Linked DNA regions of Mus musculus: all the other regions are linked to region 1. A link is a loop called in an ENCODE intact Hi-C map of the cell type or tissue named here. Cell type or tissue: heart. All regions are shown on one strand. Each heading gives the region's core, and the rest is flanking DNA. Links, peaks and the distances in the headings are about the cores only.

Evidence for each region. Hi-C counts contacts between places; a loop is a spot of excess contacts. Peaks named below come from ENCODE experiments on the same cell type or tissue, not always from the same donor. Only the 100,000 strongest peaks of a DNase experiment are listed, where the experiment ranks them.
Region 2: a loop joins it to region 1, with 3 times the contacts of the local background. A loop is called at or near these places in 7 of 42 quality-filtered maps.
Region 3: a loop joins it to region 1, with 1.9 times the contacts of the local background. A loop is called at or near these places in 6 of 42 quality-filtered maps.

Annotation. Positions count from the first base shown.
Region 1 is chrX:42,355,075-42,365,805 of GRCm38, forward strand. No RefSeq gene overlaps it. Among named protein-coding and RNA genes, the nearest start is that of B230118I11Rik, 18 kb to the right of the region's middle. In heart, for the core only: a CTCF peak has its summit at 5,591; no DNase peak of the experiment used is centred there; H3K4me3 peaks cover 1,109 bases; H3K27ac peaks cover 281 bases.
Region 2 is chrX:42,509,342-42,520,072 of GRCm38, forward strand. Sh2d1a (SH2 domain containing 1A) reads left to right here. Exons shown (of 4, transcript NM_011364.4): 2 at 5,946-6,009. Among named protein-coding and RNA genes, the nearest start is that of Sh2d1a, 12 kb to the left of the region's middle. In heart, for the core only: a CTCF peak has its summit at 3,438 (motif pointing left); no DNase peak of the experiment used is centred there.
Region 3 is chrX:42,497,778-42,508,508 of GRCm38, forward strand. It overlaps Sh2d1a (SH2 domain containing 1A), which reads left to right and starts at 4,788. Exons shown (of 4, transcript NM_011364.4): 1 at 4,788-5,082. The coding sequence starts at 4,946. In heart, for the core only: no CTCF peak of the experiment used is centred there; no DNase peak of the experiment used is centred there.

The DNA of each region.
Region 1 (10,731 bases), core at 1,893-9,892:
CTATAGAGGCTGGCCTTGAACTCAGAACCCTCTGCCTCCCAAGTATTAGGATTAAAGGTGTGCTCTACCACCGCCCAGCAATTTTTCAGGTTTTGAAACAAGGTTTTGATATGTCTATAGTCCACGTTGGCTTTGAACTCATAGTATAACCCAGGCTGTTTTCACATCTATGCTACTTCTCCAGCCTCGTGACTGCTGAGATCAGAGGCAAATCTTCACTGTGTCCACTCATACAGTTCTTTAATGTGTGAATATTCCTAGTAAGACATCCCAACTTCTTATACATCACACATTTGTGGAGTGGAATGTCAGTTTATCAGCCAGGGTGTTGATTTTTCAAATGGGATGGGTAAGAATGATATTAGAAATTAAAACATTCAGCTATATTTCAGTAAAGAAACACGATGATAATAAAAAAGGAAATATAATTGATTGGTCTAGGCTTCCTTACTAACCATGTTGATCACTACTCATCCTGATCTCAAATTTCAGTATTGTTTTTAAAACTGTTTTAGACTTCTTTTCTATGTATGAATATTTAGCTTGCATGTATATATGTGTACCACACATGTAGTAGATGAGAAGATTAAGCAGCAGACGGTACCTTAGTGGCTGCCGAGGTACGCTACATAGATCACGCCATACAATGAATCTAACACAAGAGATTTATGAGGGGAGACGGGAGAGAAAGGCCATCTTGGAGTGGGGATGTGAGAGAAAGATAGGCACAGAGAGACTGGGAGGCAGAGAGAATGAGACAGAGAACCGTGATGCCAAGAGGGACCTTTTGAAGGTGTGTAAAGGCAGGCGGATTTCTGAGTTCGAGGCCAGCCTGGTCTACAAAGTGAGTTCCAGGACAGCCAGGGCTATACAGAGAAACCCTGTCTCGAAAAACCAAAAAAAAAAAAAAAAAAAAAAAAAAAAAAAAAAAAAAAAAAGAAAAAAAGGTGTGTGTGTCGCATAGGAAAATAGACTTGTACTGACAGTGGAAATGTGCTGCACCTGGTACCCGTGGACAATGAATTAAGCTGCTGAAGGCAGATTGGGAGGCTTTCTGATTTATAACACTAGTGCCTGTGGAGATCAGAAGAGGGCACCAGATCCCTGCAACTGGACTTATGGATGGTTGTGAGTCCGAATGGGGATGGATCAAACCAGGGTATTCTGCAAGGGCAACAAGCACTTTTAGCCACTGAGTCATCTCTCCAGCCCCTTCAACATTGGTTCAACATTTTAAAAAGTTAATTAAAAAAAAACATTACATTTAATGTGTGTGTGTGTGTGTGTGTGTGTGCCATATATGTGGAGGCATATATGTGTGTGGCATATATGTGGAGGTCAGGGGAGTTGCTTCTTTCCTTTCACCATGTGGGTTCTGGATACTAAGCTAGATCATCAGGCAAGGTGGTAGAATCTTCTCTGCTGAACCACCTCATAGGCCTCTGCCCAGCCATTGGCTATACTGCAATTCTTTATTGCCAGTCAAATCCAGCTGGGGGCAGAGACCCTCAGCGTCCAGGAACGTGGCCTTTTGGGAGCCAAATTGAATTGAGATCGCATTAGACACTACACTTGATCTTAGCCAAAAGGCTGAGAAGCGATGAGATAGCATTAGAAACAATCCTTAATAGTTCAGTGTCTCTTTTCTGGAGACAGAAAGACTCAATGGCATTTCTTTTTGTTGCTGACTAAGGCCCATACATGTAGACAGTTATTAACAAAGAAATCAATGGTACTTTCTACACTGCCCTGGGTTCTAAGTTCCTGAGTCCTGCTAACCTTGCTGATTGGTGATGTTTATGAAGACAGTATCATCATTTTAGGACCATGAAATACCTGAAACAGCAGGTTCAGTCTGGGCTTTCGCTCGTAGGCAGAGTTTATTCATGGAATGGTTAGTGTGCCTGGGTTAGGAGGAAACCCTGGGAAGATGTGTTGTTGCTCAAGGCTAATTAGGGAGCTGAAAGACCTCAGAGGGGTAACCAAGGTGAATGAATGGATTGCTTTAGAGACATGATTCAAGGATGCTGTGGGCTTTCTGAACACAGAAACAGGATACCAAGGCTCTTCTGCAGAAAGCAATTTATTATGTACTAGTATAGTCTGTGAGGGATATTTTCTTAAAGACAGAGCCCTGAATATAATGAAGTAGAGCTTTTAATACATTACCTTCCTCTTTGTCTTCTGTACATGGTGGCTTACACTCTAATTGCATGCTTTAAGCTACTGGTCAGTGAATGTAGAGGATAGGGAGGAGCTTACAGGAGAGTTGCTACACACAAAGGACACTAACCAGACTATGTAGCTGGCTCCTATTTTTCCCCCTTAGCTTTGGGACCATCTAGTACAATGCAATATTTATTCTGCCAATGAACCGATAAATGGTTCTTCTCTTTCCAGCAAATGGTTAAAATAAGCTGGTCACAACCCCAACTGGGTTGGAACCATCTATCTGCTTTGTTCTGAGTGCTGAGGCAGATTCTGGTCACCCCTCAGCCCCCCAATTTCCTATCACATAGAAAGACCTAGAGCAAATGCTGTTGATGCTTTGTTCAACGCTGAGACCTTTAGAATCTTCCGGTCAAAAGTGTGGCTACTTCATTCCTCCTTAGAATAGGGAACAAAACACCTATGGAAGGAGTTACAGAGACAAAGTTTGGAGCTAAGACGAAAGGATGGACCATCCAGGGACTACCCCTCCCGGGGATCCATCCCATAATCAGCCACCAAACCCAGACACTATTGCATATGCCAGCAAGATTTTGCTGAAAGGACCCTGATATAGCTATCTCGAGTGAGGCTATACCAGTGCCTAGTAAATACAGAAGTGGATGCTCACAGTCATCTATAGGCTGGAACACAGAACCCCCAATGGAGGAGCTAGAGAAAGTACCCAAGGAGCTGAAGGGGTCTGCAACCCTATAGGTGGAACAACAATATGAACTAACCAGTACCCCCAGAGCTCATGTATTTAGCTGCATATGTAGCAGAAGATGGCCTAGTCGGCCATCACTGGAAAGAGAGGCCCCTTGGTCTTGCAAACTTTATATGCCCCAGTACAGGGGAATGCCAGGGCCAAGAAGTGGGAGTGGGTGGGTAGGGGAGCAGGGAGGGTATAGAGAACTTTCGGGATAGCATTTGAAATGTAATTAAAGAAAATATCTAATTAAAAAAAAAAGAATCTTCCGGTCAGAAATATCCTGACAGCAAAGTTCCTACAAGGAGGGCCAGTTCTTAGGAGAGACTCTTGCTTCTTTATTAAGCTACTTTATGAAGGGGCTACCAGCAACCTGGTTAGTATGCTGGGACAGGCCTGGATTAGTTCAGCAGTAGTTGGTTAAATGCAGCCCTGTTCTGGCAGAAGTAATTTCTCCCAGGAGTCTATTGAACAAAAAATATTCTGACACTTAGAGGCAAGCAGTAGTAAGTAAGACTCTTCAAGAGTACAGCTGTCCCAGGAGGAGGCTGAGCTCAACTTGAACCACTTGGAGGACAAGTGGAGATGTCTAGCTAGCCAACGATCATTTTCAACAGACATCGAGAGCTGAGGATTTATGCCAAACGGACTGGAAAAGATTCTTAGCCAAAATGCCCCCTCTCCCTTGGCATTGAGAATTGAGTGCAGGGTGGTCAGGATATTCTAGGTGTTAATGGTGGAAAGTTGAAGAACTGATCAGCTATCAAGGATGATCAGGGTAGGGATACATCCGCTAACAGGATTCTTTGGTAAAAGTAGGCTGAGGGCCAGGCCAAGGCTAAGAACTGGTTAAAAAGAGAGCTTAGAGGCACCTGAATGAAGTGTAATTAAGGAGGAAACCTTGTTGTTCCTGGTCTACTGGGATGGACTTTTGTTATTAGGTCTGACAGTTGTTATGGCAGGAACTCAGGGCGCTCCCTCTGAGTGCAAGCCTGGCCTGGGAAAATGTTCCCAAACAGAAAATCCTAACCCTCTTCTCACCTAACTACAAATGTCAGAAAGATATAAATGAATGTGGCCAATCAAAACGAAGCTGCCTTTCTGAAAATCCACCCTACCATAAGGAGCAAGCATCAACCAATTAGAACTGTCATGTGCTGTACGGAAGGAAATTGCTGACATCAAGACCCAACCTAACCGAAAATGGACTGCTCCAAAATAGAAAATGCCAGTTTGTATTCTTATGGATAGTTCTATTATTGCTTTATTTACTGAATTCTTTGTGATAGACTAAGGAAGGTTGATTAAAAAAACCTGTTATTATTATTATTTTTTGTTTAGCTGTACAGTGAATTTTCTCCGCACAGATTGGCCTACCAATCTGTTTGACTCATAAAGATGCATGTCGAGAATCAGAGCTGGTGCCAGTGTGCGCTGCTGATTAGAATCTTCTGAACTTTGAAAACTCTAGGCTTGATCCTCACTAAGCCCTTGTCAATGAAGGAGGAATGAGATAACTATATGTTTAACATGCTTTCCTGGTGATTCTCATTAGCAGCTTGGCATGGGGCCATAGGCTTGCATTGTGGGCTGACTAAAGACAGTACTGGCTTGTTGTGGAGGGAAGGGGATGAGGGAAGGTTGAAGGGGATTCCTTGATCCCTTTCTCCAACACCGGCTCCAGCCATATTTGGAGGGCTCAAGATCTGTGTGCTTATGGAAATGGCAAATGAAGTGAAGATGGCAAAAGCTGCTACACTGGCTTTTTAGGCCTCCCGTCTAGGGCTTCTGTTGTCCCTCAGACATCTGGACCTTCACTCTCTTTCCCATCTTTTCTGAATTAAATAAAGCCTGCTCTTTTAAAAGAGGCTGGTTAACAGACAAAGATCCGAACATTGTAATGGTGCAGTGGACACAAAGTACCACCCCTACGTAACCAAGAAGCTATTTGCAATTAATGCCTGTTGGGAAAGGGAAAATCAGTCTCCCCCCCGCCCGACCCCCCCCCCCCAATGCAGTGTTGCTGGGTATACCACGCCAGGGCAGGCCCCATGTCCGTGTGTGTGTGTGTGTGTGTGTGTGTGTGTGTGTGTGTGAGAGAGAGAGAGAGAGAGAGAGAGAGAGAGAGAGAGAGAGAGAATTCGTGTTCCGCTTTGTTTTGTCTGGGTATATTTTGTCTTACTGATCCGATCTTTTCTTTCTTTTCTTTTTTTTTTTGTCCGTCTGTTTTTTGTTCTTTGTTTTTTGTTCCTTTTGTTGTTGAGAGAAAGAGAGGGAAAGAGCACGCGAAAGAACATAAAGTTGGCTGAGTAGGGAGGTGGGGAAGCAATCTGAGAGAAGTTGGGGGAGGGGAAAGAATTCGAGAGGTGAAGGGGAGAAGGGAGGGGCCCTGGGAAGCGGGGGGGGGCTGGGAGGAGAGAGGATGTGAATACGTATACATTAATGAAAAAATATGTTGTATGAAAAGAAATTTAAAAATTAAAAAGAGGCTGGCTGGTTAAGGGCTGTTGAAATATTGCCGTGGTAGACCAGATCGGAGGTCCTGGGTTAGATTCCAATGAATAACAAACAAACAAACAAACAAACAAACAAGAAGCTGGCTAAGTATTGTTCACTAAGGTTTACATTGTTGTTAAAGGAAGACCGAAACTTAGCCGATCCAGTGTGTGTAGATGCAGATGCTTGCCAGAGAGGGGAGCAAGGTGTCAGTTCCGTGTTGGTGGAGAGGAAGAAGTCGGCACTTGCTGTTTTGTTTCTCTTGCTTTTGCCTGAAGTCAGCTCCTAGATTTCGGCTGTGCCCCAGGTTTACAGGACATTCTAAACGCTACCAGTCAGTGTTCTGTCCTTTTCCTGAAAGGACAGGGGAAAAAAAAAAGTTCAAAGCTAAACCCTGATTCCCAGGTAAGATGCAACCCTTACTGAAATAGCACAGTGTCAGCAGAACGTGGTCTTATTGGCTCATTATCAGGCAAGGTCAGGATATTATTTCTGGAAGCTTCTGAAAGCCGCAGCCTGTTAGGGGAAAAAAATCTTTCCGAGAATTTCATACAGCTTGCTCTCCCTTGTTCTCATAGGCGCTCCCGTTGGCTGGGCTCCTTTTCTTCCTTTTCTTGGGCCTCTTTTTAAAATGCTAATGAAATTTGCTTGATCTCTGCTTCCACCTCCCACCCCCAGCTAATTTGGGAGATCAAGAAAGGGAGCTGATATCTATAAAAGATGGGCTTGTCTTTCCACCTGAGCTACCTTTGTATCTCAGTCCCCTTTTTAGCAGGAAATGGTGTCGGGGCCCTAAACACCAACATATATAACGTTGATTGTATTCTGCATAACAAATTGGATTAGGATAATTACCACACAGATGTTAAAAAACCCTGAATGCAAATCAATGCAATTAGTCATGACTTAATATACTATAATTCGCACGTTGGAAAGTCTTATTGTGATTATACTATTTTAGAACTAAATGCTTTAACCGAAAAGGGGAAAGAAAAGAATGCTTTTGCGCTGGTTCTGCACGTGCTCTGAACAAGAAACTGTCTTATGCTAATCCGAAATTTCACTACTCAGAATTCCTATTAACTAATCAGATCCTTCCATTTCTCCCCCCACCCCCTTATATAGAGAACTGCAGTTTCTTTAGCAAGACGATTTCATGCGCAATTCGACTTGAATGCCACCATTATGAACAAAAGAATCTGCACACGGATGCTTTTGACAAACATGGCTTTAGAAAACCCGAGTCTGGGTGGTGCGGAGCAGCCTCTCCCCTCCCTGGATGGACTCTGAAACAAAGCCAAGTGTAAGCAATTAGAATGAGTCCAAGTAGCCCTGCAGTAAGGAGACCTGTCAGAAGGGCAGTGGGCTCTGATCTGTCACAAAGGACTGTGCAGCTTGAGGGGGGCGGGGTGGGCAGGGTTGAAACTGCAGTTTAGAATCCCTCTTTCAGACTGCGCATCCAAGTGTGGTGCAGCATCAATCAATGGAAAGGTGCCTTTATCTAATTCACAGGCGCTGCCTTATACAGATGGGCCAGTAGTCGAATCACAGAGGAGAAAGTACAAGAAAACGAGTGTCATCTCCAGAAACAACAGTCGTTGGGAACCCTTGAGTTAGAGCAGTGAATACAGATCCAGTTCCCAAGTCAGTCAGGGTTACATAGTGAGAAATAAAGAAGGAAGGAAGGAACTAGAACTTGTATTTCAGGATAGATCATTTTTTTTCTGTGGTGGGTATACTGGGAATGAACCCCAGAGCCTGAGCATGGCAGGTGTGTACTCTACTATAACTTAGGTCTCCTTTGATATTCGAGACAGGATCTCACTAAGTTACTCAGGCTGGTCTTGAACTTACTCTATGATTCAGATGGACTTTGAACTTGTGGTTCTTCTGACTCAGCCTTCCTAGTAGTCAAGGTTGACCAGAACTTTTCTGTGGAGTTGAGTCTGACTTTGCACTGATCCGTCTGCCTCAACCTCCCAGGTACTGGGATTTTAAGCATGGGCCACCAAACCAAACCACCAAACCAGGCTCCCTTCTTAGTATAATTATACTCTGTGCAATAAAAAAAAATTGTCACACAGCAGAAATTGGAGTTGCTAAGGATTCTATGTCTTGTACTATTTTTTTTATAACAGTTTTCAACTGTGTATCTTGGTCTATCTATCTATCTACCAATCACCTTTTTTTTTTCTTGAAATAGGCTCACTCTGTATTATTGGCTGGAGACTTGTGAACAGTCCTCCTGCTTTGGCTTTTTGGGTATTGGGACAGTACAGGCATGAACTGTCACATCCAGCTTTGAGCCTGATGTCTTCTTTGGTCAGGTCACTCTGATTCTCACTCTAGCACCTGGCGGGGAGCTTGCTGATTAAAACACATTTAAGTATGTTCTTGGTCCTCACACTTGCACGTGGAATCAGAATCACCTCAAATGACTAAGACTCATATTGCTTCCCCCCTGGTCCCCGGCCTCAGAGTGTCTGATTCAGCCACTCAGGATGATGTCTGAAAACCTGCATATCTGACAAGTTTGCACCGGGGTGATTGTACTGGTCTACCGACCACAATCTGGGAACTCTGTTTTAGGATGGTAGAGTGGACCAGAGGAGTCAGTGGACCATGGAGTCAGAGGGACCACAATCAACACATAAAAGAAACCAACGACAAGAAAGACTGGATTATCCTGCAAGAGCTGCATGTGAGGGACAGAGCATGTGGGTGAAAAGCCGCCATACATAAATATGGAAGAAGCTGGGTGCTGTGTCAGATATTCATAAAGGGTCGTGACTGGCCTGGTGCCATTGAGCTTTTAACTTTCGCCCAGCTGCCTGGCTCACTTCTACTCTGTGAAGTGCTCTCTTAATAAATAAACTTTATTTCTCCCACTCTCCATGAGGCACACATCTCATGGTTTGTTCTGAAACACAAGAACCTGGAAATCTCAGCAGGTGTCCTCCTGATTCCTACACCTGCCTAGACCAACGGGGGAAAACTCCAAAACCCTGTTGAATGGGAAGTAACTGCACGCTAAACACTGAGAGCCTCCTGCATGCAGCAGGGTGTATGGGTTCCCTGATAAACCTGCCCTGATCCATTGACATCTATTGGGCTCTGCCCGTCTCAGCTACCTCAAAGCATAATCCCCCTTGACTGCATTCACTGCAAAGTTGTTCACGTTTATTGCTTCCAGACTTGTTTCCACCTCTATCAACTTTAATTCCTTTTTTTAAACAGGCCAAGGTCTTTTCATTACCTAAACCAGGGATAATAAATTAATGGGGTAAGGGTACCAGGTTAGGGATTGAGGGGTCATTATATCCGTTTTCTAAGCAAGGAAAGGAAGATTTTGAAGTTGCTGGGATTTTTTGGTGAAACCATTGATTACTTTTGAATCTCTTTCACTGTGAATTCCTTTCATTCTCTCTTCTGGACAAGTCATTAGAATGGCCCTTTAATTACCTAAATCTAAAGCACTATATCCTCATCACAATTGGAGACCCCACCATTATCTGGGATATAAATAGCAGGTATTTGCATAAGGAATAGAAGGGATTCAATTGGAGACAAATTAAGATATTAAATTTCAGACTAAATTTCTATTTGTGGCTCAAATACATTATAAGAAGATTGGATGGACTACGTTGTTTGTTAAGGCCAATTTCTGGAGCCAAGAAAGGGGGACAAAATTGTTTAGATAGGAAGACAAAGAAGAAAGTGGGTGCAGGTCCTGAGGTGCAAGAATTATGGGCAGTTCTCTATAAAGTCTTTGAAGCTGCTAAGACCAAAGTCTGTTTCAGCATAGCATCTCAGGCTGGGGTGTGGTGAGGTGGAGGAGGAAGTGGGGTTAAGTCAAAACAAAGGGCTATGTGTATGAAAGACTTGGAAGAGTCTGGGTCTACTTTACCTTGAAACATTTATCAGGAGTAACAGCCCCAGAGTTCCTGTGCTTGATAATATAGGCAGAGGGTGGGGAGAGAGATGTAGGAACCGAGTAATGGTGTCAATATGTTTGACATTCTTTTCTGAGGGATTTTCAACAGAAAGAGTGAATTTCCTGTCAATATGATTATATACAGTCTCAGTCACAATAATTTGAACATTAAATGAAATGTTCTAGCTTGTGTCTTGAGTTGGAGAAAAGGGATATACTTTGTTTTGTGTGATGGAGATGTGGTGTTTTCTCTTCATTTTGCAGGTATGGCTGACACTTAGAAGAATCTAAGACCAGATTCAGAAGAAAGTTTGAGTGCAGTTTTATTAGAATTTCAACAAAACAAAACAAAACTGCAGGGCCGGCAAGTTGTAAATCTCAGCAGCTGTCTGGAGGAGGGAGGTGAAGTAGAAGAGAGAAAGCCACGTTGGATCTAAACAGCCAGATGATGGAGCCATCTGAGGCCAGTATCAGAGATTTCTCTAAGTTGCTGTAGCCTATCTACCTAAAATGTCTACCAATACATTTGGAAGGTGTCTTGACTTATGACTGTCTTTGTTCTGGTACTATAAAATCTTTATGAAATGGTTACCACCTTTGAACATAGTATTTGTGGTGACTTAAATCTGTATTTCTGGGCTTTGGTCACGCACATTTGGTGACAGAATAAATAATTTCTTATTTTCATTGAGGTAAGAACTGTAGGTTACATCAGTGTGGCAGTAACAAATTAGCACAAACTTTGTGATGTGACACGATACAAATGTGTTATCTTTTGGTTCTATATTTAGAAGTTCTAAAGTCAAGGTATTAGCAGAGATCCATTCTTATTACAGGCTCCATGGGACAATGACTCTTTGTTCTTTCCAACTGCAAGGAATCATTCACACTTTGGAGCCATAGCCCTTCTATTCATCTTCAAAGTAGAAACACAGCATCTTCAAATTCTTCAACCCTTTCCTCTTCTGACCCTAACCTTACTGATTCCCTCTTATAGTAAATCTTGTGATACTTCCTGAGTCTGTCTAGATAATTCAGGATAATGTTACTACTGCTAATATAGTCACAGCTACCAAGTCTTTCTTGCCACATAAAGTCACATGTGTATATGTTTTGTAATTAATAGATGGTCATATCAAGGAAGGAAAAATCATTACCTTGTCTCTGCAGGGAAGTAGCAGGGATGGCTGAACCATAGAGTATCAAACATTAGAACATAGTAATACGTTTCCTGAGATTGTGCCAGAGTCAAATCTGATCTTATTTGGGAGTTCCAGCTGTCCCTCAGTTACTCGTCTCTAAATCTCACAGCATTTCTAAACAGTACTTATTACATAAAACTACATTCAACTCTTCCATCGAATGCTCTTTCCTGGTGGTGCAG
Region 2 (10,731 bases), core at 374-8,373, 150 kb after region 1:
TGATTTGTCTATATTCACAGAGGAAGTCAGAAGCATGTAGCAATTTTAAAAAATGAATTACATTTTTTAAAAAATTTGTGATTAACAAAGGCACAGCATTCACAGCTTCTGTCAATTCAGTATTTTTAGATTCTATTCGTAACTGTGATCTTGTACTATTTGTCTTTCTGTGCCTGTATTATTTCATTTAACATAATATCTGCCATTTAGGTTCATCCCTACTGTCAAAAATAGATAACATTTTCGTTAAGTTTGAATGGTATTCAATTACATGCATATTTCAGGTTTTGTTTTAAATCATTAATAATTAGCACATATTGTACAAAATGAGTTTATTATACTATTTTCTTACATGTAGAATATATTTTGAACATATTTGCCCCATAAACCATTTTGTCTTCCCTTCTTCTGGTCTTTTTTTCTCAGTTAGTTCATTTCTGTGTCTTTGTTTGTTTGTCTTAAAATCGAGATTCCCTCATATGAGGTGCAGCATGTCTAGATCACACGTTCTTCATCCATCATTCATCCGGTCTTGTACACTAATGTTGATTTCTTATCTTTTCTATTGTAAATGGTGTTACACTGAACAGGGGAGCACTGACTCTTCAACATAATGATCTCATTTGGATACACGTCCAGTCATTCTATTGCTGAGTCATACCTTTTTAATTTTTTTTTTTTTATTTTGTGAGGAACCACCTTCCTGTTTTCCATAATCACTTTACTAATTTGCATTCCCACTAGTAGTGTACATGTGTTCTCTTTCTCCACACCCTTACAATACTCACCTTTCATATTTTTGGTGAGAGTCACTTGAACAGGTGTGGTTTCAATTTGCATTTCTCTAATGATGAATGATGCTGAATTTTTTTCATACTTTTTTTTGGTCCATTTTGTATATATTTTTTGTGAAAAATCTGTACAGGTCCTTTGCCCATTTTTCAATCAATTTGTTTTCTTACTGAGTTTTTCCAAATCTTTGATATTTTGGATCCTAAGGCTTATCAAGTTAATGGGTTGCAAATGCCTTTTCCCATTCAGCAGGTATGCTTCTAACTCTGCTGACTAGTTCCCTGCCTGTGAATGATTATTTTATTTTGATGTAATTTTTTTGTTTGTTTGTTTTTTCGGGACAGGGTTTCTCTGTGATGTCCTGGCTGTCCTGGAACTCACTCTGTAGACCAGGCTGGCCTCGAACTCAGTAATCTGCCTGTCTCTGCCTCCCCAGTGCTGGGATTAAGGTGTGCGCCACCACGCCCGGCTTGATGTAATTTTTATTTCTACTTTAAATCACACACATTTTTGAGAGAATATCTAAAAACTATTCTCTTAGTCTGAGTAATGTTTACTTGTTCGGAGTAGTTAGGTTAATTTTACTTTACTATTAAAAACATATTATTTTGTTTTGACTTATTTCCTTGGAGTGTATGATAATAAGCAAGGTTATTTGGTCAAGATATGTATGGTTTTATGGCTTTTATTAACACTTATTCCTTTTTCCTATAACAGTGATTTCCTACAGACAGAGCATATATGTGGTTTTAAAAAGCATATAATATGGTTAAAAGTATTTGATGCTCTTCCAGAGGATCTGAGTTTGGTTCTAAGCATCCATATCAGGTGCCTCACAAATGCCATGATCTTAGGGATGCAATCTGAATTGTTCTGCTTTAGATCTCTCCCATTCATGACATATTATTATGAATATCATCTATGGAGGATAATTGATTAGTAAGTTATATGACTGAAAACAGAAGTCACACACTTCTGGTTTATTTGAGAGAAAAGTTTGTTCATTCAGAATTCAAGGCCTTGGGGTGGGGAAATTGTTAATATCAGATACCTTAATCATGAGAAAATGTATGTGCCATTGACATCAGCTTGTTTGGAGACTGAAGAAGGTAAGAGCTTTTGAAGTGGTACTCAGGTTCCTGCTGTTTAACCGAAAGTGAGATAAGATCAGATTCGTTAGGAGACAATTTTCAAAACATACTCATTTATTTTGACTAAATGAAGCTGAATGATGGTAAAGAAGCATATCCATTGTGTATTTTAGGGGCCCATTTCTTTAGAATCTGGAAGAGAGCTTGCTTACCATTTTGCTTAAATTATTGAGTTTTTACTTTGTGTGGTTTTGCATGTACACATGCATATGGGTATATATGTATATAAGTGCTTATAGGTGTGTGTACACGTGTGTATGGAAGCCAGAGAACTTCAGGTGCTAGTCCTCAGGAGTTGTCCATCGTAACTTTTTGAAATGGGTACTCTCATTTTTCTGGAGCTTACCAACCTTGGTAGGCTGGCTGGCCAGTGAACCCCAGGGACCTGCCTGCTTCTGCCACTTCAGTGTTGGAAGTAGAAGAGCATAGTGTCATGTTTAGAATGGGTTCAGGGGATTAAACTCAGGGCTTCCTGCCTGTATGCAAACTCTTTAGCAACTGAGTTATCTCCCAAGCTCTATTGTTGAGATTTTAAACACTGTTTTTTTTCCTGTATCATCAGCCTTAAAGCTATTGTGAATTATTCACATTAATTGCTTCCCAAAGGGAAAACTAGAACTAAGGGCCCCGCTTCCATCTCCATTTTTCTGGATAGTTTTCAGAAATTCCCTTGAAACATGTTTCAAGTTCCCATGGTGAAAAACAGAAATCAAAGCTCTTGTCTTGTTCCTTGTTGAGTACTTACTAAAATAGGTGTGCTTTAAGGTAGACAGACGTCAGTGACTTAAAAATAAGATCTCACCAGTAAAATAGTTTATTCAGCATATTACATATAAACACATAACATGTTATTTTATACATGATTCAAATACTTTTTGGTAAATCTATGTTACAAAAATAAAACATTTGTTTTGTGATCACACGAACATTTAAAATGGCCTTTTGTTCAATTTCCCAAGTCAAATGAACCCGATTAGAGTGTTTTAAATGTCTTTTGTAGTTCGTTAGGTAATTAGTGCTGATGGGTATTGATTAAAGGCATAACAATTTAATTCAAATATTTAAAGGCTTTTTAATTCTAAAGGGACTTAATGCCAATGTAAGCAATGAACTAAGCATAGCCTTCTCTTTGTAAGATTTTAGTATCATCTACTCTTTTAAGTTTAAACACAGTGATTTAAAGAGACTTTGATATATTTCCTAACCAAGGATGCCTATTGATCAAATCCTGTGCCTAAGAACAACAGAAAATATATTAAATGGGATCATGATAATTTATTTATATTCAATTTCAAAATTTGTTTGAAAATTCAGCATAAAGGTCACTTTATATTTTTGTTAGGCAAGTATTTATTAAGAAAATTATGAGAGGTTGGAGAGATGGCTCAGTGGTTAAGACCCTGGCTCTACTTCCACAGGAGCTGATCTAGCTTCCCAGAACCCACACAGTGGCTCACAACTGTTTATAGCTTCAGCTTCAGGGGAGCCAATGCCCTCTTCTGGCCTCCATGGGCACTGCACACACATAATTCAGACATAAATGCAGGCACAGAGATCAAACACATAAAATAGAAATAAAATAAATCTTTATCAAAAGGAAAGCAATGGAAAAAATTTTCAGTACACTGATCACCAGGGAAATGAAACTCAAAGTGACTAGATTATTCCATCACTCCACTAAAAATAAATAATAAAAGCTACTATCAAAGAAAGTAAAGTACAAATGAGGATTGGGAAAGGGGAAACATTACACATTATTTAAAAAAACGTAAATAGGGCAATCATTTGGAAATATGGAATATTCCATGTTCAATATGAAGAACAACATAGAAGATCCTCAAACAGACCAGAACTACCACATTATTCAGTTATGCACTCCTGAGTATGCACCCAAAGAAAATGAAACCAGTATGTTGGAGAGATATTTGAACTCTCAGATTAATTGCAATAGTACTTACAAAAGCCAAGAAATGGAAATAGCACGAGGATCCATCAATTGAGGAGTGAGCACAGAAAAGGGAGACATAAACAGAATGGAAGTTTGTTCAACCATAGAGAGAATGAAATCCTGTCATTTGCAAAAATGTAGATATAACTAGAAGTCATTATGCTAAGTGAAATAAGGCAGACACGGAAAGTCATGTACCACATGTTTTCACTCATATGTGGAGTTTAAGAAAATCGTTCCCATGGAGATTGAGAGAGTAGTGTGGCTGGGGAAAGTAGGAGAGGTGTAGGGTAGGGAGTTGCCGAGCAGTGGGCACTAAGTATTCTGCTTTGCTTTATGTTGTGATAAATACAGTAACTTAAAGCAACTTGGGGAGGAAAGGGTTATTTCATCTTCCAGCTTCAAGTTTATTATTGAGGGAAGTCAGGACAAGAGTTCAAGGCAGAGAGAGTCAAGCAGAAGTAAAGCAGAAACCATAAAGGAATGCTGCTCACTGGCTTGTTCCCCATGGCTTGCTCAGCTTGCTTTACAAATATAATCCATACAGGGGATGGGACACCAGCAGAGAGCTGGGCTCTTCCACATCAATCATTAACCGAGAAAATGCCCACACCACAGATCTGCCTACCGGCCAGTGTGATAGAGTCATTTTCATAATTGAGGTTTCCTCTTCTCAAATGACTAGCTTGTATCAAGTTGACAAGAAACTAACCAGCACAGTGAAGTAGGAACAAAAATGTCTGATTTGCTTATGCACAGTCAGATGATAGATAATAATAATGGGTGATACAAAAACAAACAAACACAACCGCAGCACTTGGAAGAACTGGCCCCACACTTTGCCTAGGCAGCACAGTAGAGCTGGACCTGGTAGTGGGGCATGGGTGAGCCAACTCTGAGGGCATGAGAGCAGGACAACTGCCTGCATCCCTTGCCTGGGCAAGGCAGGAGGGCTAATCCTGGTGACCTAGCACAGGATTACTGGTGGACTGACCTACATAGCTTCCACCTAGGTTCAGATCCAGGTTCGGGATTAAGGGCACACATTACCACATCTGAATGCAGATCCCTCTTCTATTACACATTTTCACACACATTTTATGTGTGAGTGTTTTCCCTGCATGTATGTATGTGCACCACGCACTTACTTGGTGTTCACGGTGGTTAAAAAAGGACCATTAGGTGCCCTGGAACTGGAGTCACAGATGGTTGTGAACTACTGTGTAAGTGTCGGGAATTGAAGGTGGGTTGTCTGCTAGAGTAATAAGTGTTTTTAACTTTTCAGCCATCTTTCTAGTCCCATAGTAACTACCATCCTATTCTGTATTTCTTTGAGGTCAACACTTTAACATGTTAGATACTTTTTTTTTGTTTTTCTATGCCAGAAATATTTGACATCTTATCCTCCAGTTTTATTTATATTGTTGTAACTAGCAGAATTTAATTATTTCGAAGGCTGGATAGCATTCAATGCTACAGTACTCCTTGTTAAAATTCAATTACCATCACTGCTATACTGCAATGTTATACAATGGTAGAGTAATAGTATATTACTATTTATTATAATAGTAATATAAGAATAATTATATTTCACAGCATGATATACTTACTTTAATAATTTATACTGACAGTATTACTGTTAATTTAATCCGGTCTTATTTCAGTCAACCGCATTTAGCTTAAGACGCTGTATACTTAAAAAACAGTAAGAGTCTGCTGTGTTAAAGGTGTTTTATAATTTATGATTTTTTTTGTCAGTGATGCAGGTCTATAGCTTTTTTTTGTCTAGTCTTTCTACTAGACAAATACTTAGGTATATTAATCCACCTTACGTTAAGGAAAAAAAATCACTGGAAACTGTAATTGGGCTGAAATAATATGCAAGCAAATTAAATCTGATGGCTTTGTTTCCTGCGACTGCCAGGAAGCTGTCCATGTCTATCCAGTGTATGTAACTTTTTTTGTGTACTCTTTTTAGATAAAAGTAAGATCGAGTTTAGAGCATTCATTGTTCTTTTGAAAACTATTAGTAATGGACATGTACTCTTTCACAGGTATCAAGGTTACATCTACACATATCGAGTGTCCCAGACAGAAACAGGTTCTTGGAGTGCCGAGGTACAGCTCTTTTATTTGTTTTTACTTCTCTGGGTATAAGAAAAGTGCTTGAAATCTAGGTTGGTTTAAAAAAGAGCAGTCATACTATACACTACCAAAATATTTCAATCACTAATGCTCAATTCTATAGTCATTGATGGTTCATTTAGAAGCCTTTAGAAAATTGTGGTTCCAGACTTATTTAGCCACCATTATGTGAGGTAGGATCATTTTGGGAAAATGAAAAAATTTGAAGGACCATGTGTAACTTATAGTGTCTTTACAAACTTTTAGAAAGCATATAACAATAATAACAACAACAACAACAACAACAACAACAACAATAATAATACAAACCTAAAAAACTAAAAAAAAAAAAAAAAGGAAACCATATACTAAATGATACTGATGCACAGATTGGTTCTGTTGTGGATAAAGCAAACTGGGATTTCTATTTCCTACTAGTACTAGTACCCTTTTGGAACTCTAACAGGGGATTATACTACAGCGTGAAATCCTGGGCCATGTCAAATGCATTCAGACTCCATGTGTAGTTCTTCCTATAGTCACTTTTGATGGAAGCAATTTGTAAAATGGGTCTACAAACATTTATCAAGAGGACCCATTTCAGGGAGTTATAAGGCAATGCAACTAAAGCTCTTAGCTGGAGAGTCTGACATACAGTGAGCATCCAAAAATGTGAACTACTGAAAACTTCTCAGCAGTATGATTGTGTGTCATCTGGTGTAAATTTACCAGGCACAAGAATTTGAACAGAGGCATTTTCAAACATCCAGGCGATTGCTGCTGCTCTGTGTGCATAGGCAAGGTTTTCAAAGGAGCCATAAAAGAGCCTCTGGATAGTCGGAAAAGAGAAGAGGGAAAATTGTAGTTTTTATTTAATAAAAATCTTCTTTGAGAATTTCAAATATATATACACAATGAATTCCTATCTGCTATTGTAGTGATTTAAAAGGATGTTTTATAGAATGATGTTCTCCTCCATCTTGGGACTCCCTAGGAGTCCAAGAAGAAGAAGAGGAGGAGGTGAGTGGGTATACTTCTGGGTACCAATCTTGGCTTCACTGGGTTAGATCCCTTTAGTTTTCCTTATGAACTAGGGCTTTGAATAACATTAATTCAGAATGAAGGTTTCTTATGGCTTTGAAATATTTGTACACCACTGTGACAGTCCAAGAAATTATTGAACTATTTCTAGAGAGCAGGGTGGTATAGAGCAATGCATTTTATGAATCAATTCATGATTCTACAGCTGTGGTTTTCAAACTTTAGGCTTTAGTTGGTTTCTGACCTTATACTAGTTTATCCTGATAGTGGAAATGCTTCACAATGATCTTTTGAAAGCATAGATGTCAATATCAATTTCTATTAGTAACTAAATAAATCTGTGCATTTAAAGAATAATAAAGTCTAGACAAAAGTTTTAAGAATGTCTTACAAATTTGTCAGTAAAAAGCAAAGTATAAATTTCAAGTATTTGAATTATCAAAACAAATTAGAATATATTCAAGTATACTGTTATCTTATTAATTGGTTAATATTATTTTTAAGTTTTATTTTTAACTTTCAGGTTCGTAAAAAATAGATGAAGGATGAAACCCAGGGTCTCATGCATTTTAGACAATTGTTATACCATTGAATAATATTACCAAATAATTTTCCTTTTTATTGCCATATATTCGCTGTACATGTTAATGCACTTCATAAGACAAGTTTATAATATCTTTTGATTATGTTCCTTCATAAAATACTATATCCCTTTGTGGCCATGTTGTTATTTTGTGTCAGGATACTATCCAAGGGAAAATCAATACCATTTCTAATAAAAACTATACTTCTTAAACAAATCTATCACTTTAAATAAATAAGCAATTTGACTTATCATGAATAATAATTATGTATAGCTGATACATATGAATTTGTGCATGGGTTGTCTATATTTAATCTTTTTCCACCCCAAGAAATAGCCTTCAGATGAGCAATAGAAAATTTTAATGGAGAGCCTTTGATTTTTTTTTTTTACTTAAAAAATTAGTTCTTTGAGAATTTTGTACAATATGTTTTGATCATATTTACCTTTGTCTTCTAACTCCTTCAGATCCACCCTTCCCTCTCTATTCACCCGCCTTTTATACTCCTGTTTATCCCTAAGTCTGTCAATGCAGTTTGTGCTACCCAAATATTCTTGGATGTGCGGCCTTTTACTGAAGCATGGTTTACTTACCAGGGGCTATTCTCTTAAAGAAAACTGGCTCTTTTCCTGGTAGTTATTAATTGCCAATAGTTCCTTGGCTAGAGGTGGGACTCTGTGCATACTTCCTCTCTCCATGTTGGACTTTGGCCTAGCTTAGGCTTGCACAAGTCTTGTGTATGCTGTTATAACCACCATGAATTCATATGTGAAGCCACCCTGTTGTATCTGGAAGACCCTGTTTCCTTGGAGCCACCCACCACCTTTAGCCCTTACACTCTTCAGCCCTCTTCCTCAATGATGCCTATGCCTTGGGAAGAAGGGATAGGATATGAACTCTTAGACACATTTTATAATTTGTTTTCTCCCATTTCACATATAACATCATATCACATTGTTGCATATATGTAATCATTTTTAGAAGGAAGGAGAGGACTTATTGCTCATAAATGTCCTTTATGTTGTCTGATTGGACCCTCACTATTTAATATTGTAATTATTTGCACCACAAGTGCAGGCATTTCATATTTCCCCAAATGTGAAAGAGGTAAAAAATCTTTGTTTTATGAAATGTGTATTACATTTTTTTTCTGTCTACAACATTTACCTTCTTGATAAGGTGAATATTAAACTAGTTCATAGTCTCAGAACTTATGCTATCTGACTGGAAGAAATTTCCACAGAATGAGTTGCAGACCAGCTGTGATTCAAAACATTTCCATGGATAACTAAGAGGTGCCAGAATGAGAAATACACAAATGTGAACAAGAAATGAATTCACTGACAGGATAGTGCTGTCAGTGGTGATTTTTTTATGTGGTAAATGTCTTTCCAAAATTTGGTAAGTGGTACTGTTTAGGAAAAAAAACATTTTAGTTTGCTACACTGTAAGAAAAAGTCATATCAGTGACTTTCTATCCTCTGTGCATAGACCATTTGAAAGCTAAGTAAGTCTTAGATAGATGTTACATTGAACCTTGAATCTATGAATTATACAAGACAAATAAGAATTTTTTTTCATTTTAGGTAGAACACTGCTGAGGATATTAACATAGTCCTTGGAGACTAAATTTATGATGAATTGTTGATTATCATTTATAAATGTATAGGTTGTCAGCAGCGCATTATCAAAATCATACTGTTCTCTCCCTGCCAATTTCTGTGCCTTTGAGCCTTTCTGCGTAGTTGGTCACCAGGAGATCCTTAGCTAGTAAGCAAATTACTTATTGGCCTAAGCCAAGCATCATAAATTAGGTAAAGAAACACTGCATTTCAAGTTCAAATTCCTTCTATTATATCCAGTGCTATTAGCCTTCTCTGTCAGCGTGGATAATCACGTGTTAACTGCCAGTCCCTGTAGAAACGATGCCTTTGTTGAAAATGCTTTTATAAACCACAAAAATTTAGTCTAAATGAAGTTTGGTTTGTAAATGGTTCCACTCTTGGAAAATATGTATGTCTTTCCTTTGGCTGGTGACCTCAGCTTCACTAGAAACTTCTTGGTCTATTCCTAGCCTGAAAGGAATGCAGAGACAATTCTGTTGCTTCTGATCATCCGCGTGACCACACACCTGCTTATGAATGTACTTTATATAAGATGATTAGTTTATGTGTTTGTGTCTGTGGAATGAAAACAATGGAAAGAGTGTATATGTATCTACTAATCTGAGAGGAAATAGTGAAGGCAAGAGATGGTAAAGTGTTTGGAAAGATCAAGAAATGCGCCAAGGAAGACCTAAGGTAGTATTTTGTACCCACTGCGTGCCTTTGTAGTTTGAGAGGTCTTCCTTGGAGCAAAAGAGCTACTCACAAACATGGCTGCTGCAAGAATGGCCCTGCTATTTTTAGGTGAGACCTCAACAGAAATTTAGGAAGGTCTTCTGATCCTACAGATAGAGGTGGGTGGGAGACTGTTTCTGTCTTTGAGAGTGTACAGGTGGGCACTAATTTACAGAGAACAAGAACATGATTTGTACTGGAAAAGTCCTCGCTTCAAAGTAGGCAATGACTGAGAATAGCTTTGGACAGTCTGTTATCTCTAACTTATGGTCTAGTTGACAGAAGTCTGTGTGCCAGGCTTCATGTTTTCTCATTAAATGCTAAATCCCAAGCAGTTCCCATCTCAAAAACCTTCCAGATGGAATATCTGAAAAACAACTTTCTAAAAAATATAATAACATAGAAAGGAAAAAAAAAAAAACCCGAGTAGTCATTGTTCAGTTGCTCATAGCAATACTATTTTATTTTATGTAAAATGACAGTTTGGCGCTGGTGCCTAAAGCTTGCCTCAAAAGCTTTGTGGGGAGTGTTGATTTCAGGCAGTGTCTTTGTGAGAGCACAGATGTCAGGGAAAGAACACACTCCTGGCAGCCACCTGCAAATGTGATCTCTTTAAAAACTAACAAATATATAAGTAAAGGTAACCTTCTATAGCCTTTCATTTTCATGTCATAGAGGAAACCTTGTCATGGCGTAGCACTGACAGTGAGAACAACTGGGGTAAGGAAGTCAAAATTTACATGAAGGATGAG
Region 3 (10,731 bases), core at 2,425-10,424, 140 kb after region 1:
TGAAAGTAACTGGGATAATGAAGCCAAAAGGACACAGGAAGACTTATTTATAAGTAGCTAAGGAGAGGTGTGTAAAGAGTTGTTTCTGCCAACGAGGATGAGGCAGACCACTTGATAAACATTGGTAAATGACTGTGTAAAAGAAATCAATGAAAAAAATGTTACAGCCTTGGAATCAAATTGGAAACTGCACTCTGTAGGAGGTTCTCTCTCTATAGGGAAGGAAAGAATAATGTTGAGCAGATGTCAGGTACTGTGTTTGGATATGTATGCCCTAAGAGGAATATGGCATCATCCATGTCTCCCAGGGTTTCACAAGCTCAGAGCAAAAAGCTCTTGAGCATCTGTTAGGTTCTAGAAAAGTAGAATATGCTATCTTGTTTATACTCACAGAGGAAACTAAGATAAACGTGCCTACGACTTGCCTTCGTTCATCTAGAAAAGAAGAATTGAGCAATAAGACTTTGTCTGTGTAGCAATTTCTGACTTGTGTAGAAGACACCTAGAATATTTATTTCCAATTTTTAAGAAATAAGTTTTCTATGGTTTCTGAGGCTAGGTCTACATTTCTGGGCTCAATAAATTCTCCCAAATTTGCTGGACTACAGGCATGTGCCATTAAACCTGGCTAGATCACTTTAGGAACAGATTATTCTCAGAGTACTGTTATTTTTGGATAGATGGATGGATAAATGATAATCCATATTTTGGACCTGAGAACCTGAACAACAAACCATCCAAGCAAGGTCTTTCCTAGGCATACTATCAAATAAAGCGAAGCTCAAAAAACCATGCCATTTCAGCTAGAACTAAGTTTCTTTGAATTTAAGATGGAGGTGAAAAATCAGGCAAACTAGAGTAAGTAACTATACACAGTAGACATAAAGATAAAAGACATTGTCACATTAAGTACGTTTTATATGTTCAGAATAAAAATAGCACAAAATGTAGTATTGCTGTGCTGTGAGAATTCCACCCTCTCCTCTATCATAGCTTGTATTAGTTACTTTTGTAGTGTTGTGACACAGTCCTTGCCGTAAGAAATTTGTATCAGGAATAATTTGTCTTATGTTTCTAGAGGACTAAGTGAGGTGCAGCATCATGGCAAAGAAGGCGGGAGGAGGAGCACTGATTTGCCAGTGGTGTCTGGGAGGGGGGAGTGGGATGGTGAGGAAGAGAGGTGGGGAGGAAAGGGAAGGCTGGGAGGGAGAGAGGGAGAGAATCTGGGACTTGGAATTAGCTGCCCCTTTCAGAAGCATATGCTCAGTGAGTTACTTCCTCCAGGTACGGTCCACATCTTAACATTTCTATCCCATCCCAAAATAATGCCACCAGGTGGGCTCTAAGCATTCAACACAAGAACTGGAATCTAATTGTCTGTTTGCATCCTGCTATGAGCTGCTTGAGAACAGGTATGAACTATGGTTTTCTTCTTTCTAACTTAAGTTCCAACTATTGGATCTGACATACAATAGAAGTTTATTAGCAGCTGGAAGAATAATACATATATTTAACAGGTTTAAACAAATACCCACAGCAACCTTGTGTCTGCTTTCTCTCTTTGAAGAGGGCATTTAGGAAAACATATAGCTTTATAAATAAACTCAGGTGTTATTGAAAAGAGGTTCTCTCTCTCTCTCTCTCTCTCTCTCTCTCTCTCTCTCTCTCTCTCTAAGACTATTTTTTCTTACTTTTGTAAAGGAAGTAAATCTAAGTGCCAAGAGTATGTGTAAACTCACCACATCATAACATGGCCACAGGAGAATTCACACATTTTAGAGAAGCTGGTAGAAGAACAAAGGTAGTTTTGAAAGGTTAGAGAACAAGATTCTGAAATGTCCTATGTACTATACAAAACTGACCACCCTTGGCATCTTTCTTTTAATCTACTTGGGCTCCAGAATAGCCTAGGGCATTTGGAATACAGACAATTAGCACCTCAGACAGGGTATCCACGTGCTAAATCCTGTCACTGTTCAGAGATCTCAGGAGGAGACAAGTTTAGACAAGAAGACCCTTTAAACCTTGCCTGACAGGTTTTCTAGCTTTCAATGTTTTGGTGTTGGACTTGAATGGCATCTATATTCAGAACGTTTTCTTTAAAATATAAGGCACTCTTCCTCTATGATAGTTTTTATTTCTGAGATTATTTTAAAAACAATGAGAACAAATGCCTCCTCCTGTTGAGACTTCAGGATCTTGCTTCTTCCTCAAAAAATGAGCTACCCCTGTGTTTTTCTCCAAAGAAGCTTGCTTGCTTGCTTGCTTGCTTGCTTCATTCATTCATTCATTCATTTATTCATTCACTTATAGCACAGAATGTTGAAGCTGAAAATGACTACTCAGGGTTCACCTGGCTCAATTCCATTTGACAGATGGAGAAAATAAGGCTCAGAGAGAGGAAACCATTTAGTGATAAAAGGTGGAGTACAATTTGGACCTCAAAATACCTTCCAATTCTCATCGCTGTTTCTAAGGGGAGCCAAAGGAATGGAAAAGCACTCTCTCTCTCTCTCTCTCTCTCTCTCTCTTTCTCTCTCTCTCTCTCTGTGTGTGTGTGTGTGTGTCAGAGAGAGAGAGAGACAGAGATAGACAGAGACAGTCAGAGACCGACAGAGAGACAGACAGATAGACATTGAGAGTCAGAGAAAGAGACAGACAGACAAGGGGGAGAGATAATTTCATATTGTTTTCTTGACAATTTTAATTTCAGACATTTATTCATTCACTAAACCCATCCACTCTGTGCCAGTCTCTGAGGATACAGTGGCAAACAACATATATAAGACCCTGTTGATATGCACCTTAAGGTCAAGTGATAGAGACAGGCAACATACAAGTAGATTCTTCCTCTCATAAATGGGGCCCATTCCTTAGCTCTTTGTCTGTTGGTGTCACTGTTATCTCCCCTTCTCTGTTATGTGATCTTTGTCTTCCTGTACTGTGGGTACAGGGACAGGGAAGGAAGAAAGCTATTTCAGTTCCTCTATTCTCTACACTTCAAGCTCTGTGTGAAGTTTGAATTTGCCAAAGTCAAGCTTAGTGCCTGCATAGCAGCAGAGCAAGGGTGTCAGTATTTTTCATCAACACTGCACTGGTGGGCTGGCTCACCTGTCAGTTTGCTTGTGAGATGACAATAAGGTAGTGGATGTGAGAGTTGTACTATTACCGTATAATTTAACTGTTCTCTTGTGATGTGATTTTCGTTGTGCTGAAGCCCACTGTACCTGGCTGCTTTGACAAGCGTGCTATTTTAGCAATGCAGAATGAAACAGAAAGAAAAGAATGCATGGGATGCTTGCTCCGTCAGATCCAGGTTTCTCTGTGCCTGTGTTTGTAGATGATTTGTTCAGGGTTGTTCAGAGACAAAAAAAATGAGGTTAGGTTTTGTTTTTAACCTATGGAACACTGAATGTTCTAGCAGTTACACTCTAGGTGGGCTACTGTCCGTATGCCTTAATAAAAGAAGATTACCCCTTTCTTTCTTTTCATATTTAAAATGCCATCATTATAACTGATTTCTAAATAGAGTCCTGGTTAGGCTAAACTCTGATGTTTTTAACATTGATGTAGGTAGGCATTTATGTATGAGAATAGAAGTTACAACACATTTATCAACACCTGTGCGATGATGTAAAATGGATTTTATATCCACAATGATTCTGGCCTAGCCCCATATGCCAAAGGGTATATAGAAGTTCACACAGGACACCAATGGACAGACCAAACTGGACAGAAAAAGCCCACAAACCAGCAGCTCTACAGGAAGAACTACAGACAGCTGAGTAAAATCGGAAGTAGAAGAAGTGGTCACCCGTGGGAAGAGCACACTAATTGGTCGTCTACTACCAAATGGCTATCCCTGAAAACATACATACAAATAGCACCATACAGGCACAACTGGATGTGTTTAGGAATTACACGTATATACATATATGCATGCAATAATACAATAATACAATAGCAATGTTGTTGAAGAGCAGGGAGGGATTCATGGGAGGGTTTCAAGGGTGAAAAGGGAAGGGAGAAATGCTGTGATTATATTGTGATTTTAATAATAATAAAAACAAAGAAGTACCAACAAAAGAATTTAGTCTTCTTAAGCTCCTTAGCTAGATCCATCTACACTTTTTTTTTTTTAATATGATGACAATTTTTTTCATAGTTTTGGATTTTGGACAAAACATTAAGGTAAAAATACTTGTTTTGGCCTAAGTGTATTCAAGGATTTGGCATATGGCTTCGGGATAGAAGACCTCATCTGCGAGGCCCCGAATTCCATCATCAGCATTGAAGAAAAGAAAGCTGTTTCAGGACCATCTAGTCCCAAAGTCTGTAGTTCAGTAGCCCTTGGTGATGCTGTGGAAGCCTTGCAGCCATGTTCTGCTGTGGTTTTGTAGCTTGACTGCTTTTATGCTTTTATTTTGTCAGTCTGCTTCTGCCCCTCATGATGAACACGTCCCATTCACTTCTATCACCAATTCTTTTGTTCACTCGTTAAGACAAGTCATTGTCAATGGCTTCGAAGTTTGCAGGAACTACACAAGAACAAAGGCACTAGCAAGTTTCTCATCTTTGTGCAAGCTCTGTTTGCGTTGCTGGCACAGCTCAAATACTGCAAGTGTTCACCTTTTCAGCGTGCCCCCTCCCCCACCACAAACCTTTGTTGGAGAATAGATGATCAAACCCATGACAAGTTTGAAGCTGTTAAACTGCTGAGCTGGCCTGAATTGAAGTGTGAGAAGAGGTTTTAAGGCAGGTAGACAACATCCTGTTGTTAGGGTGTTTCTCTCTCTCTCTCTCTCTCTCTCTCTCTCTCTCTCTCTCTCTCTCTCTCTCTCTCTCTCTCTCAATACTGCCCAGTAAGCCACTGCAGCGGCAACAGCAGCAGCAAAGTTTCCTTTTTACCATCCTTCTTCTGGGCCCATCAAAGAGTTTGCTAGGCATGGATGCAGTGACTGTGTACCACGGCAAAATCAGCAGGGAGACCGGGGAGAAGCTCTTACTCGCTACCGGGCTGGATGGAAGCTATCTGCTGCGAGACAGCGAGAGTGTCCCTGGCGTGTACTGCCTGTGTGTTTTGTGAGTATATCTCGTGGTAGTGGCAGGTTGTTAGCATGGGTAGCCTGCCCTTTCAGGGGAGGGCTGGGAGGAGTGGCAGGGGATGACAGCTTTTGGCAGAGGTACCTAGGGAATACAGGCAGCAGGAACTGAGTACTCTTCCAGCTCTGACGTATGGTCCCAGGGCTCAGCCCAGGGATGTGGTGGGCAGTACTTGTACGTACGTCCCTCACTGCGGATTTTATCAACTGCATTTCACCAGTGCGTTTGTGGCAGCTTCACTGAATACCCTTCAGAATGGGAAAACATGGCCTAGAACTTACCTTTACTTTGAGAAAGACCCATACTCTGGACTTCGGCTCTGATTCCAAGTAGACACCATGATGGTGGAGCCCCGGGAAGTTGGACTATTTGTATTCTGGGCCATGAAGTAAGGCAAAGGAAGGTCTTTCTCTATCATTCTCTACAAATGTGACTGAAAATGGTACCCTAAAAGAAAAGCATCTAGCAAATGCTTGAAGAAGTGGTTAGCCAGGAAATGGAATCCATTGCTTTCAGAATGCAGCCCAGGGAAGGCAGAGGTAGACAGATGTGTGTGAGTTTCAGGTGACTAGCCTGGTTTTACATGGGCCGGTTCCATGCCAGCTAGGGCTACATAGTATAAGATCCTATTAAAAAACAGTAGCCAACAACACTAAAGCAGTACAGTGCTGAAGAGGATGTGTATGCAAGAGTAGGGGCACCTTTCTGGTGCTGCTGAATTGCCTTGTTTTATAAGAGGCATAATGAGTTTTAAAACGTGCTGTGTCCCGTAAATGATAGGAGTGAGAATAGTTTTAAAGAACAGAGAGAGGGAGAAAACATCATTGTAATTATCCCACTTTGAGCTTTGCCTAGACTGGTCTCAGCCTCTTACTCCATTTTGAACCAGGTGCAGCTGCATCTTGGCTCTGTACAACCTCCCTGAGCAAATCCTACTGTAGTCAGACTCAAAAGGTTGTTATCTCACAACACCAATCTCTTAGCCATTGATTTTAAATGGGATTCATATTCTAAGGGTCAATGAAGATTAAATACCTCCATGTACAAAAAAAAAAAAGACAAATGAACACTGGGCTTGACGCTCAGCAAATGGAAGTCTGGTTTATTATTAGTCTCTTTTTGGACAAATTATTCCGGTACTCCTTGAGGCAGTCTACAGAAGGACCCAGTTCAAGCACTACTGTAAGCAGGATATATATATATATATATATACATATATATATATATATATACACACACATATACACACACATAATACACACATACATACACACACACATATATATATATATACACACACACACACACACACATATATACTGTATGCTTATACATATATCCCAGTAAAACCTCACTCTAATACAGTAGAGTCTACATGAAAGCAAAACAAAAATGCTTGGTAGTGAGTTCTGTACATGATGATACACTGCAAAAATTTGACGTACTCTCTGGGCCAGAAAATAAAGATTAAATTGAGGCTGGTGTGAGAGGATTGTCATTGTATATTGATTTTTTTAAAAAAATGTCCAAGCCTTATTTTTGTCAGTTTTTAAGATCATGCTAAATACATTTATCATAAAGGCTTCAAGGTAAATATATGGAAAAATCATTTTTCAGTGTTGGGGACAGGATCCAGAATTTTATATGTGCCTGAAAAATGCTTTTTTATTAAGCTAGATGCCCAACCCTGGGCTTGGACCTTTATGTTCCCAAGTGGAACCCTAAGAAGGGCTAGGGAAGCCAATGACAATCCTTAGTTATTTTTAACTTGTCAAAAGATGAAGGATGGTGAGTGAGACGGGCTGCTTTGGGCACACTGATAATAGAAGGAGCATGCTCCTTAACCAGAAGGTTCACATGAAGCCTATATAGGGGAGAGAGGGCTGGAGACAGTACAGCTCACACTTGAATTTTTCTTCCCACCTGGTCACCCCGGAAGGTAACTAAGCCTGCTCCCTACTCAGGATTGTCCAGTTTCTGTTCAACATTGCATCTCTTGATCATTCCCACAAATGTAAGTGCCCTCTCTGGGTTGCTATCCCATTTCTTCTATTCAAGGAACTTTAAACATGCTAATATAAGTTTGTTTACTTATATATGGGCTCTACCACGAAACTACCTTCACAAAGGAGCAAACATTGCCTCTACCAGGACTATATCCTGGTACATAATAGGCACTCAGCAAACAGTTTGGAATTCGACTAACTGTTCAGGCATATGCTCTTCACTATGAAGGGCATCTGGCTGCCAAGAAGCCAGGGTGGGGGCTCTAGGAAGTCATTCAAATTCTCTGGGGCTTCACCTTACATCCGTGTAAAATAGAAACCTGTTGTTTCCTCTGTTATAAAAGATGGCTGTAAGTGAAATCTTGAAGAGAAGGAACCTTAGTATTTTGGTATGTAGGCCGGAACCATGTAAGGAAATTCTCAGCCTTCTGGTTTTCACTCACCGGGGATGCTGTATAAATGTAAGATGCTTGTTTGTTTGTTTTTTGTTGTTGTTACTGTTGACTAACTTCTCTTTGAAAACCTCTCCCTATGAAAATAGAGAAGTGGAGAATTCTCCTCCAGTCTTTAAAATGATGGTCTGTTGTTTTCAAGGTTATGGCCAGACAACTGTGGAAGGAATGCTTTTCTTGCCTTTGATAAGTGCTTCAGGGTTTTGTTTTGTTTGTTTTGTTTTGTTTTGTTTTGTTTTGTTTTGTTTTGAGCTGAGTGCCCCTTTTGCTACACACAAACATTTTATTCTCTCTTATTGGCACTACATGGTACGTGCAACATGTTATTTGGATCCTAATCTACATTCCTTACTCAAAATACTGATTTGTAGGATTTAGAGTAGAAAAAAAAATCATATATGCTTGAAAAAAACCCACAATAGTGTCTGTTTAATCAGTACCACCTTATTTTATGTTTTGTTTATTCTCATTAACCACGAAGGTTTTTGTAAACTTCAATTTACTCTATTTTTATTGTATGGTTCAAACTATGCTTAGAATTGTATTTTCAAACCATATGTGCCTCTTTCCCAGATTAAATCTCAGTCACACGGGACCTTTTTCCTGTTAGGTTTTCGAAAATAGAATGTTTCAAATATTGTAAAAGTCTTCCATTTCTAGGACTGCTACTTTCATTTAAAACAAGAAGCCTTTCTTCCAGTTGTTTACTCTAAATAAAATTAGAATTAAAAGAGCCCATCAAAATAGTCTTTTATACTCATTTGGGATATAGACTTTGAAAACAATGGAATTTATGGAAAAAATTATCTATAATATTATGACTTAAAGACAACTACTATTAAGTTTTAAACAACGTTTCTTTTACACAATAAAATGAATATTTTTGAACATGTACATCTTTCATTACATTTTGCTGCAATTTCCACTTAGTATGAAAAAAGCTGACTCATGCAATATTTTCACAAATAAATTCAAAGCATTATCTTATAAGAGCTGTATGTTAGTTCAGCTAAGTTGTAAATGAACCATATTTTTCTAGACCATATTTTTCTCTTATTTTACTGTTTGTTGACTAATTCTGTTCTTGTATGACTTCATACATATACATCAGCCTCTTATTTTGACAACTGAATCATTCAATACTTTAAATTATAAATTCTACATATAAATGATCACAATATATCTTTGCCCAAAGGAGTACTATAGTTTATATGTGTACTTTCCTTTACCAATGAGTATTCTTGTTAAAAATAGTTCCCTTTGAAATTTGATATCTTAGCTTTTGTTAGTGGCACTAAATGTTTTCTATGTGGTTATTTGCATACTTATATCACTTGATGATTTGAATCTTATTGCTTTACACCACACACACACACACACACACACACACACACACACACACACACACACACAGATACACGGACACATCTTAATGTGTTGTAGATATCCTTTATCAGTTTGGTGTTTGTTATTTAATACTTTTAGTATTAAAATGAATCACACAGCTTCTTCATGCTTGATTTTTTTCCCTTTGCATCTCAGCTTAGAAAATCTTTTCTCCTCCCTAGATACATAAAACTTGACTCTTTTGTTTTAAATATATGGTTTTATTAATTTATATTCTACTCTTTAATTCCATTTGAATTTTACTTCTATGTGCATAAAAGATCTAATTTGATTTGTTTCTAAGTGGTTTTCAACTGTCCAACATAGTTTACTAAATAGAATTTCCACTTTTTATTTGTTGGGCTACTTTACCAAAACCTAAAAGAACTGAATAGTCAAAATATGGTTTTTGTTCTTTGACTATTTGGTTCAATTGATCTATTTGTACTTGCATTAATTGAATTAGTGTGCCATACTTTTCAAACGTACTTAAAATTTATTAGGTACCCTTGTCTACTGGTTCTTTGTGACAAAGTCTAAAATAATTCTGTTAAATTAGATTAAATTAACATCAATAATAAATTAAGGAAAAACTATAATCTTTAGATAACTAACTCTTTTCAAAGAGACAGTGTAAGATTTTACTCCTTTCTTTTCTTCTGGGTATATCATGTTTCTTTTATTGAGGTACATATTATACCCTTACAAGTTTTCACTTTTCACTCTAAGATAAATAGCCACTTCCCTGGATTGGCTCACAAGAGAAAAACGAATTAAAATATTTTAAAAATAAGCTTGAAAAATACCATATGTCCACAATTAACATCTCTCTGACTTTATGCTTCTCTGATTTAAGATTTGGCAGAGGAAATGCATTTATAATTCTTTAGCCTCGAAGACACAGAATGACGCCATTGTCCTATATGGCTTTGGATAAGAGAGTTCTCTTTCTGGCCTTTTTTGAGGAATGAAATTGACGATTACATTTCTCCACCGACAGTGTGCATAGCGCCTTCCAGCACTATGGATTAGCCTATGTAGATGAAGCTTCCAGGTCTGTATCAGCTTGGGTTTGTTGTGTTCTATGCTTCAAGTGTGTGGTGTCTTCAGCAATAAGGTCTTCCTGTCAAGTTCTGGAGGGTAATCAAGAACACTGGCAATGACCTGTAATGGTGGTCTATGGGACCTCATTGGCCAAAAATTCAAAAAGTCATGATCCACTCCTGGTACTAGGAACTTTATTTGCTAGTGTGTGATATTTAGTGGCTGCCCTTTTGTAGAGTAACTCCACTTTAATAATTATATAGATGTGTACATTTATTAATTTTAGTAAACATCTACATTAGTAGGTTTACCTTTTTGAGAGAGTTTTACTGTTATTTATCTTTCCCCTTATTCTGTCTTCTGGTCTGCCTTCCCACCACCACCCCAATTTAACCCTTCCTGTTCTAGTATTCCCTTTTCACTCTTTTTTAAGTCTTGCATACTTTTGCATGCCATCTCTTTGTCCCTGAAAGCAGCCACCTATGGTCCCTGATCTCTATGGGCGTTCACACATATCTCAAGACAAAAAGCTAACAACAACAAATTGGAGAGCATACATGATATTTGTATCCAGTTCCATCCATGGTTGTGAGCCACCATGTTGTTGTTGGGAATTGAATTCAGGACCTCTGGAAATGGTCTTAACCTGTGAGCCATTTCTCCAGCCCTTGTAACTCTGCCTGTTATCTAGTAAATTTTACCTTGGCTAGGTTCCTCCATTTTCTTTAGCCATGGATTGC